2 separate regions of the Homo sapiens genome follow, and region 2 is linked to region 1. The links are chromatin loops, found by intact Hi-C in ENCODE. Cell type or tissue: CD14-positive monocyte. All regions are shown on one strand. Each heading gives the region's core, and the rest is flanking DNA. Links, peaks and the distances in the headings are about the cores only.

Region 1 (5,373 bases), core at 54-5,053:
TTTTCCCTTTCAGTCCAAAGGGCAGGTCAGTGTAAAATGTAGCTGACTGAAGGAAGACTGGTAAATTCTGAATTTTTCCATAATACATCAGGTAAGGAAAATTGTTCAGACCCTCAGGAATATATTCACTTCCTTTTTATCTGTCTTCACGAATCTTCATAAAGCTGTTTATTTTTTTAAAGATGTGGTAGAATTAAATTCCTCTTTGTAGATCTTGAAAAATCACTTAAATACTATGTATTTATTTTCTTTTAAAATGTAAATAGTACTAGAAGTGAACTTGCAGCTTGTTTCTTATATAAAACGGTGCGGAGGAAGTCAGTATTTCCTTTAGTATAAGCTATTTGGAGGAAATTCTGGATATAAATGTATTTCATGTTACAATATAGGAAAATGTCAGCTTAATCTGGTAAATACTTATGCTAATTTTACTGAGTGAATTCGTTATAAGGAGGAGAGGTACCAAGCTTGTATGATTGAATAATGCTTAGACGATAATCCAGCATCTATATGGATTATTTTACGTACAAAATGAGAAAAAAAAAAGGAAACAAGAAATTCAGAATCTAAATCTTTCATTTAGCTGGCAAGAGGGCAGAAAATTTTAGACCAACCTGTTTTTAAGACATTTACATTAGGAGGGAAAGTGGAATGTAGGCTAAATATTGCATTGCTGTGTACATTTCTCTAGCTCTCACTCAAATGGATATAGATATAAAAACACAAAAATATATGCATAAAGGGGTACATAAATATACATTTGAATGACTTCAGATGTCTTTGCATTTGTGTGAGTATGTGAATATATCTGTGCACACAGATATACAAGGTGTACATAAATTCAGGTACTGGGCAGAGCTGTGTGAGTGCTCGCTCACTGGGGGCTTGTGTTTCCAGATCTGTTTGAAGCCACTTCTTTGCAAATATAACATAAAAAGGTTGATTTAATGATGAAGATGTGAATGGTGAATTTGAGTAAGAATCTGCTTCCCTGCAATTATCAGAATATGGGGTTGCAATGTGAGCAGCTATTATTTGGTCCAAAGGCTAAAGAGGCAATGGGCCATCTTAAGGGGCAAGGAGGATGAAGGGGTCTTAGGAGATCTCACTTGGAAAAAGCCTAGCTCTGGGCCCTGGGTTTTCTTCTGCAGGGAGATTGGGGACACAGAAGCAAAAAAAAAAAAGGAAGAAAAAAGAAAACCCCGTGTGGAGGCAGGAGAGGTTGAAAGGACGCCTCTCCGTACAACTCCAGAGCTAGATCTAAGGAAGGGGTTGGAGGGTGAAGAATGTGCGAGTCCCTTTTCGAATGTGTATTGTTATTCTAAGTCTATTGTATGTACGTGTTGCAGTCCTTTCATTTGCCACAACATATGGATTCCATAAATGCAGACATGCCGAAGTGCATCTGTCTGGGTAGTTAACATGATCTAAACATCCCTCTTCGTTCCGCTAACTCCGGCTCTTCTTCGGGCTCCTCGGCAGCGCTCCGGGCCAGCCGGCCCGTGCCCCAGGCTTGCAGCGCCCGGCAGCCTCGTCCTTTTGTGGTCTCTGCACGGGATCCAAGGTGCCGCGCGGAGGAGGCGGGCTGCTCGCAGTGCCGGGGTCAGAGGCGCCGCCACCGGCGGCCTCTGCGCGCGCGGGGAGGAAAGGGTTAAGCTGCCCGAGCCCGGGGAAGGGGCTGCTCTCATCCTGGAGCGAGGTGCAGCCACCGGCAGCTGTGATTTAGGGGTCAAGTCCGAGATCACCTTTCTCCTGCCTCTGGAAATGGCAGAAGATGAGATAGGGAGGGAGAAACTAGAGAGTGGCAGCCAGGCGCAGCACGTGGGCTCCATCCATCCGACACCCCCATCGCCCCGGTCCACTCCCTGACCCCCAGACAAATCGGACAGTTCCCTTTTCTGGTAGAGATGCGGGGTGCGCTTCTTCTGAGCGTCCGGAATCGCTCCATCCAAGGCTCTGCCCTAAGGTTAAGCCACTGTGCCCTGAGCCTCAACCACCAGATCTCAAAAGTTTGCTCTCAATGCGCCAGACAGTGAGTAGCTGAGTCTGAGTAAAAATCACCCCCCCTCCCCGTTTACGAAAACCAGGGGTCCCCCTGGCAGGACTAGGCCGTTTGAATGTTGGTGCTAGACCCTCAGACTCCTGTCACAGTCCCCACAGTCGTGAGGGGATGTACACAGTGGTGCCCACTACATGCAGCTTCTTGCTTTGTGCCTGTATTCTTTCTCAGGATCTTGCTTTCCCCCAACTCAGGCGGACTGGGGAATACTTTGGTCAAAATAAATTTTTACACCTGAAAGGTAACCAAAAACCAAATTCAGATGTGTTTCTAGGGTTTTTTCACTGGAAAAGAGCAGAGGGTCTGAAGTCCCCTTTTGTTATGGTTCAGTGTCCGGCCCGCCAGGTTGAGGGTCCCCGCGCCCAGGTGACGTTCTGGGGGCTGTAGGGATGCGCACCGTGCCCACAAAAGGCGCTTTAATTGAGAACGAGCTTCCCAAATCCAACTCCACGAGGATGGCATTTAGGACGACAGCTCTTTCGGAAAGTTACTCCAAGAAAAAGGAGTTTTTTGGTGGGAAAAGAAAACTGGCTCGAAATGACAGAGAGAAAAGGGAACTAGATCCCTGGGGGGCAGGAGGCAGGTGGGGGGTGCGGTGAGAAGATAAGGAGATGAGCCGGGAAGTACACGGACAGGGAGTGTGGGGCGCGGCCAGGGAGGTTCCGCGACGCCCTCCCCTGACTCTCACTCCAGCTACCAGGGTGAGGGTGAATCACCCCGATTTTAGCTTCTGCTTCCAGGGCCAAGAGCAGACCAGCTGGTCTAGAAGGCAGCTGAGGTCTGTCTTCTGAGCCCTGCCGCCCCTAACCCTGCCAGAGCCTCCAAACCGCGGAAATCAAACCAAATTGGCCGCTCAAATCTAGAGAGGTTTCATCCCTGGGGCAAGGGGGAGGGAACAAGCCTTTTTTTTTTTTCTTTTGAACTCCCGATTCAAAAGAGACCACAACCTACTCTTGAGTGTCATCTCCAGTACATGGATTGTGGGTATGTTTCATTCTTTCTTTTTTCCTGTTTCTCAGAAGTAAAACCTTTAAAGAATGAGCCCCAAACTTGGAGCGCCCGGATCCTTGAAAGAGTTCCAAATGATAAAGCCTGCCCTTCATTTTGAATACATGGCGCATTGTGAAAATGCAGGGCAATTAGTCAGTTCCAGGGTTTGAGTCAGATTCCCAGTTTCCTCAGCTTCTTTGCAATGGAAATCTGAAATCCAACCTTGGGGCAGGAGGCGCGGAGCCGGTGGCTCTCCCGGGTTCCACACCGCCTGCACCGCTGGCTAGCGCCTGACTTCCCTTTTGGTGACCTGGTAGGTACTAGAAGTTTGCACCACATGTAAAGCCTGGGGCGAGTGAAGAAGAGAGAGAACTAACTTCATCACAGCGCAACAAAGTGAACAACTTGAGGGCAAGAGACCCTCGGTCGGGCTGTGTTCGCTTTAGGGATTTCCAAGGGCATAACTTGGGGGAATGGTAGAGACTTCTTGCTTGCCAGCCGGAGCCAGGAAAAAAGGAAACCCTGCGATGGGCGGGCGGCGGGCTTGGGAGCAGGGCTGTGAGTGGGCAACTGAGACCTGGCTCCCATCTGCACATAGCCCTCCTGGGCCAGCGCCGGGAGACGGTGCCCACGGTGGCACGTGCATTGTTGACACGCAGACACGCAGGCGTGCGATAACGGAGGGATGCGCGGCTGAACAATCCCCCCACCCCACCCCATGCTTGCATTTCTTGCAGGCATGGCTTATTTAATGGCCAGGGAATTGAGTGCCTCTTACCCACCACCCCCATCCCTTTTATTTTTTGCTGAGAAATGTAAAAAGGAACCTATGCCGTGTACATATTCTGAATAAACGTGAGGGTTTTTTTTTTTCTTGAGGAATACCTAGCGCCATAATTTTGTGATTTAAGGGGGCGAGGGAAATCTTTGAAATGAAGGAAATCAGTGGGGGACGAACTAGCTTTTCCTGGTGTGTGTGTGTGTGTGTGTGTGTGTGTGTGTGTGTGTGTGCGTGTGTGTGTCTCCCCAAAGCCAGTAATGGGATTTAAAATGAGAGATTCCCAGTCCTCGTCCTCCCTCCCATTCCATTTTGCTCTCTTCGCCCCAGAAAACATCTGCGATAACCGGCTGCACGTCTAAAGGGACGGTTTAAAGAGAAACAGGGTTTGGGGAGCGCATCAACTTTCTCTTTTTCAAATAAAGTTGAAAAAAAATTCCAAAGACAATTTAAGCAACAAACGACATCGAACAGATATTTTTCCAAGGCAAAAAATTTCCGATTCGTTGGTTTCCCATTCTCAGAAATAGAGAAAAATGCGAATCCGATCTTCCCGTGCGCTCATGACACGAAATTTGGAGCCCGTACTTGGTTAAGGCTGGTGAGTGCAGGGCAGGGCGTGGCCCCACGGCCGGCAGGAGTCCGGCGCACACTGGGCCTGGAGCGCACTGACTGGGGCTCTGGCTAGCCGGGCTACCCGTGGGGTGGCCTAGGGCCCAGCCTGTGTCAAGGCTGCGGGCAGGGCACTGGTCCCCTGTGGACTCGGGGCGCGCCCTCTCAGCCGCCTCCCTGTTTAATTCCAGAGCTCAGCGGGCTGCAGGGACATTCGACGCCAGTTTCCTCAGGCCCGGGCGTGAGACGCGCCCTTCTCGTGTCTGCTCTTCCGTCCCTCTGCGCTGGATGTTGTATAGCGCAGGCCCCTTCCCTCCCCGCCTCTCGTTCCCAAAACCTTATCATTGAGAATTCGACAGTTGCCCCGAGATGCTGATCCCAGTTCACGGAGCCAGCGTGCGCGTCCCTAATGCCCGGCACACCCATCTCCATTTCGGGACCCTTTTTTTTCCTGCGGGCTCTGGACTCCCGGGAGGAAGCCTCGGGCCCTCCGGCTCCCCGGAGACACCGGCTGAGGCGCTTAGGCCAGTGCAGAGTCGCCGCACTGGGACCCAGGCGCCCCTCACAGGTGCACGTAGGGCATGGCCCAACGGCCCCTCGGATGGGCGGGGAAACAGGCCCGGGCGGAGCAATTCGATCACCCCATTATGCCCCTGCGGATGCCCAGAAAAGCCACGAGGCCCGGGGGACCGCCCCAGCAGTGGTCTGGAAAGGAGAGGGCGCGGCGAGGGGCGCACCTCGCGCCCAGGGCCCACGCCGCCCAGGCCCCGTGCCTGCCTCCCCGTCACCCTAACTCCGCACCCGGGACTGCTGGTGGTTCCCTTCTCTTTCCGCCGTTCTCGCCGGGCTGCCTAGTCTCTTTAGGGCCACAGATGCGCCCTCCTCCCCCCAGCCCCGCGGGATACGGAGGTGAGAGCACTGAGATGGGGACCCT
Region 2 (5,373 bases), core at 160-5,159, 860 kb before region 1:
CCTGGAGTCCCAGCTACTCGGGAGGCTGAGGCAGGAGAATCGCTTGAACCTGGGAGGTGGAAGTTGCAGGGAGCTGAGATCATGCCATTGCACTCCAGCCTGGAAGACAGAGCAAGACTCCGTCTCAAAAAAAAAAAAAAAAAAAAGTGTAGGGAGATTATTGGAAAGGGCTTTTCAGAAAAAAAAAAGGTAGTTTCTGCAGTGACTTCCTTTAGCAGGTCGGTCCCTCTAGTGATAGAGGGGGGAATGTAGTTGCAAATCACTTACTCAGCTAGTTCCAAGCCATTGTTCTAATGCTGCACTGGAATAGGAAACATGGAGAGAAGTCAAGAAGAGAGGGAATGGCAGCGTGGAATTAGGATGGGGCTGCTGGTTGTCAGAGCTGACTCTACATAGAGAGCTTAGTAACTATGGAAATCTTCATGGAGCCTGTGAGTGAAAAGCAGCCCGAGAGGAAATGAAGGGAAGCGATGCAGTGAATTTTATATCAGCAGTTTGAGTGTGACATTTGGATCTGGAGGGAGAAAACTACATGGCAAGCTGTTGGTAGCACACAAGGCTCTGTGCCCGCCCTGCTGGGATGGAGCCTCTGAGGGGCCTTTGCCAAACAGGCTCACTCCACTGTCACTTGTCCACAGAGCAGAGGAGCAGGGTGACCTCAGGTAGAGCCAGTCCTCTGACTCCTATCAGGGACTTCAACCCAGCGCAAGCTCCCTCTGGCTAGGATGGGGGAAGTACTATCCTTTAACTGGCAGAGTAAACTGTCCAGCTGTTCATGAAACAGATTATATTTTCTAATCAAAATTGGTTTGATTTATACTAGAGCAGAATTTCCACACTTACTAGTCTAAAATACTTGCTGATCTTCTTACCAGAGCTGTTTAGGCAATTAGTGCCCTGGAAGGTTCTGGGAGGACATCTAATCTGCAGTGAAGCAATGGCCCTGTAGACAGTGTGGCCTTCTGGAACATTCCCGCACACAGAGGTACATTTCTGGAGACCAGTGAGCCTCATAGCCTCCTACAGAGGAAAGATGGTGAGAGAACGTCAGGAAAAAGCAGAAGCATTTTATTCCTGATGAATTGCATTAAAGGGAAGGACAATCTGTGCTATTATGCTAATATCTGCAATAGCAATTTTATTATGTTCGTTAATCTATAGTCAAGGAATAACATTATTACAATTCTTACAGCTTTTCAAAGTACTTTCATAACTATTACCTTATTTCAACTGCATGGCAACCCTGTGATGTAGGTGGGTGCATTTTAAAGATGAGAAAATTTGGATCTAGAAAGGTTGGGGCTAGAATAGAATCACACAGAGTAAGGACAGGATCTAGATCTTAGGACACCTGGTCCAGTGCTGCCAGGGGAGAAAGGGAGTTGCCTGCTGTGTATGCTGCTGGTGACATCCATAGGGACCTGGCCGTGGGGGGTCCCTGGGTGCTTTAGCCTGGTTATGACTCTCTGCCTGGACAACTGTCCACTTAATGTTTCCCCATTTATTGTTTCGCAGCCTGAATAACTCCTTGTTCCCACACCACCTATAGGACAGATTTGCAGAGCTCTCAAGACTGGTGCAGATGCATAATGTGTGACCACACCATTGCTTTCCCAGCTCTTCCCCCCTCCCCCAGCAATACTTTAACAGTGACCTGGAGGGGTCTGATGGGAAAGCTAAAATTTGGTTCTATGTCCTTGGTTCTCAGGCTTTCCTTTGAAAGGGTGATGAGATACTAATTTGAGTTCATAATTTTATGCTGAACAATTATCCTCAGAATAATGCATTTTGGATTTAAATTTCAATTGGAGTTTGAGAGGTGCAAAAGTTACAGGAACTATGTCCACATTTTCATCATACATTTTCCTCATTCCCAACAGTTACTATATCTCCAGTACTTCCCACATTACATCTTGTTTTCAATTCAGTTAAAATCCTGTATGCCTCCTCTGAATATCATAGTTAGAAACAAACAGAGATGCTCAGAGTAATTCTCCAGAATACGATGGGGAACACTTTCCCAGGTTACAGAAGGGCCTGGCTCCAAAACAAATAACAAAGAACTCCAGCAAAGCTGCCAATCACAATCCTTTAACATTGAAGCAGATCAAGGCATTGCAGTGCATTTCCCACTTATATTCAATCACAACATTTACCTTTCCCTCTGGGCCCATTTCCATCCCAGAAAAGGGCTAATATTGATTAATTACCCACTATACGGTTAAACACCTTTCTTTATATACATTACCTTGATTTATTAAAAAATACTTTCAAAGCTCATTATTGAAGTCAGATATAAATGAAAAGATCAGATATATTGAAAGACAACAAATTCCACGAGGCCTTCACCAAGACCACTTCCTCCTCCAGGAAGGCCTCCCAGATCCTTCTCATTTTCCTCCACCAAACTGAAGTAACTGTCCCATCCTGGAATTTTCACATTACTTTATTTCACTTGCTACCTTGTAATAGAGTTATTTATTCATGTCCTATCATCATATTAGAGAGAAATTACTTTTATTCATCTCCCTGTGGACACCATGACTAGCATGGTTCATTGTATATCTTGTACACAAAAGGTGCTGAGTAGAAACCCTTGAATGAATGAATCAGTGAGTGAATGAGTCGACTTGGGACTGGAGCTGGATCTTAAAGGACAGGTGGGTTTAGACACTCCTCAGTGTCTGAAGAACTGCAAGAGTCAGCAGGGTTGATTCACTTCTCAGTCACAGTAGACTCTAGATTAGTCACTATCACCTATAAATCATTCCAGCTGGCATCCTTCATGGACTCTTCACTGATGTATCTCTTTTTAAAATTTTATTTTATTTTTAGAGATGGGATCTTGCTATGTTGCCCAGGCTGGTCGTGAACTCCTGGGCTCAAGCCATCCTTCCTCCTTGGCCTCCCAAAGTGCTGGGATTACAGGCGTGAGCCACTGAGCCTGGCCCTGACGTTTTTCTCTAACCATACTAAGAATTGAGCAATTTTCCTCCCTAGGTCCCACCCCGACACTGGTTAGACTAGTTTGCCTGTAGTGTGGTCTCTGCTGACATCAACACTTCATTGGGATAGGAAGTTGGCACATTATTGCAGAGTTCCCATTATTGCCCCGTAGGAGGCTGTCACTTCCCCAAACTGCACTAGCTCTGGTGCCAATCTCTCACTCACGCATCCTCCTCCTGACTGCTGGGAGCACACAGGCATGCTGCATGTCACCTGCTCCTCGGGCTTTTGACAATCTCCTTCCTTTGTTTCCAAATCCTAAGCAAATTGCTCGGTTGACAATCAAAGCCTACTAACATCAAACAGCTGCTATAGACAGGTGTGTTCTACAGTTACCTGCTGTTTGCTTTCCTCAGCAGGGACTGATATGACAAACAAAACCAAGAGCTGGGTGCCGACGTTCAGAGTCACTCCTGCAAGCTCAACCTAGTGTCTGTTTCTTTGGCTTCCCTGGTATTTTTCAGACTTGGAAATTCACCCTACCTGTGGCCTCCCTCAGTCCTACAGTGTGTGGCTGGCTAGGGTGTTGTAAAACCCTGCTGATTCTTGCAGTTCTTTGCAAAAAGCTAGGAATCACAGTGGCTGCATTGAAACAAAGAGGTTGCCCAGTTCTGGAATCTTTGGTTTATAAATGGCACCCAGTCTCCTTCAAATATTTTCCACTTTTCTTTCTTGTTAGTGCACTTATATGAGTGCTGTCTCCTGATTTCTGCTTTTAGCAGAAAATATCTCAGGTTCTCACCTTTGAAAGTTGCTCTAAACACCCTGGAGCATGTCTGGTCACTTAATCCCCCACCACTGGTGGGTAAGAGGGTGTGGTAGGTTGGAGGTGAAATGGATTTCCAACTTTCCAATGTTCCTTCCTATACTTTGGAGTCTGGAAAACTAGCAACCATTGTTTTCCACGTTCTTTTCTATTTTTCAGATGCGTTTGTCCCTGGGTCTCTGGATGTGATTTAAGTTCTGCCAGTCAGACGTGCCCAGATGAAATGTGGAAGGGGAAGTGAGTCAGAGCTCATGTTTTCTGGGGCTGCTGTTTCTCCGGCAGCACCATCATGGTTGTGTCAGGGTTTTCTGTGGCAAGTACGGATGGTGGCCACTTTCTAATTATATCACTTCCTGATCTTGGTGGCTTCCTGATCACCAACGAGGCAGCAGTTTCCTTGGTGCCCTGGTGTTCAAGCCACTCCTGAAAGCTCAATCTAGTGTCTGTTTCTTCAGCTCTCCTGGTAATTTTGTAAGTCATTTAATACCCTTCTTTCACTTGCTAGAGTGAATTCCCTATGACTTCCTTACGACTGACCCTTAATCAAAACAGAGGGCAATTGGGCTAGGACATTAATCCCCCACTGCTGAGCAGGGTGCACTGAGGTAATCAGTCAGTCAGCAGGGGTCCTACCTCAGCCTCAGGCTGGATGTTCCCAGGGAGGAGAGCCACCATTCTGCCAGGGAGGACCCTGTCTGCCTCTGTGCCACGCTCATGTCCTTCCCGCTGCTTGGGATAGTTTTTCTTCCACGTCTACGTTTCTCCTTTGAAAGCTACTCCTTTTCCCAAGCTGGAAGCAGATTTTTCTTGTCTGAACTCTGTGAGCACTCAGCATACTTCTCTTATGGTGAAATGATCACTTTCTTCTTGTGTTATTGTTACTCATGCGCATTTTTTTTTTTTTTTGAGACAGGGTCTTGCTCTGTTGCCCAGGCTGGAGTGCAGTGGCAGGATCTTGGCTCACTGCGGCCTCAACATCGTGGGCTCAAGTGATTCCTCTGCCTCAGCCTTTTGAGCTGCTGGGAATACTTTTACTTTATTTTTAGAGATGGGGCGTGCACCACCGCACGTTGCTAGTTTTTTGTGGAGATAGGGTTTTACTATGTTGCCCAGACTGGTCTCAAAACTCCTGGGCTCGAGCAATCTGCCTGCGTTGGCCTCCCAAAGTGCTGGGATTACAGGCGTGAGCCACCACACCTGGCCATTGTGCACATTTATCCCCTGAACCAAATGGGCAGTCCTTTAAGAGCAGGAGCACAGTCTGGATCATTTTGGCAGGTCCTGAGTATGTCAACCCTGGTGTGCCTTGTGTATTCAGGTACACGATGACATTCCTGAACGAATGAATGAGCAGAGGGAAGGATGTACAGGTAGCTGTGCTCCCTGGCTAGTACTTGATATACCATTTTTTATTTTCCTCCACGTGGATTTTGGGGGCCCTTCAAAGAACTCATGCCAGTTTAAATGATGGCACTGGAGTACCAGCACCACCCAACAAAACTTTCTGTGATGATGAAGATGTTCTATCTGTCCAGTGAGGTAGCCCTAGCCACGGGTGACTATTGAGCATTTGAAATGTGGCTAGTGTGACTGAGGAATGG

What was found. Hi-C counts contacts between places; a loop is a spot of excess contacts. Peaks named below come from ENCODE experiments on the same cell type or tissue, not always from the same donor. Only the 100,000 strongest peaks of a DNase experiment are listed, where the experiment ranks them.
Region 2: a loop joins it to region 1, with 5 times the contacts of the local background. A loop is called at or near these places in 1 of 110 quality-filtered maps.

Annotation. Positions count from the first base shown.
Region 1 is chr16:73,061,548-73,066,920 of GRCh38, forward strand. It overlaps a transcript of ZFHX3 not described here. Among named protein-coding and RNA genes, the nearest start is that of ZFHX3, 16 kb to the left of the region's middle. RefSeq lists an enhancer at 2,905-3,526. In CD14-positive monocyte, for the core only: no CTCF peak of the experiment used is centred there; DNase peaks (open chromatin) are centred at 2,764, 3,324 and 4,474; H3K4me3 peaks cover 4,079 bases; H3K27ac peaks cover 705 bases; H3K27me3 peaks cover 5,000 bases.
Region 2 is chr16:72,199,528-72,204,900 of GRCh38, forward strand. It overlaps LOC105371341 (a long non-coding RNA gene), which reads left to right and starts at 4,134. Exons shown (of 3, transcript XR_933729.4): 1 at 4,134-4,243. It also overlaps a transcript of PMFBP1 not described here. RefSeq lists enhancers at 3,906-3,975, 4,006-4,075. In CD14-positive monocyte, for the core only: no CTCF peak of the experiment used is centred there; DNase peaks (open chromatin) are centred at 2,664, 3,094, 4,054 and 4,554; H3K4me3 peaks cover 1,552 bases; H3K27ac peaks cover 3,921 bases.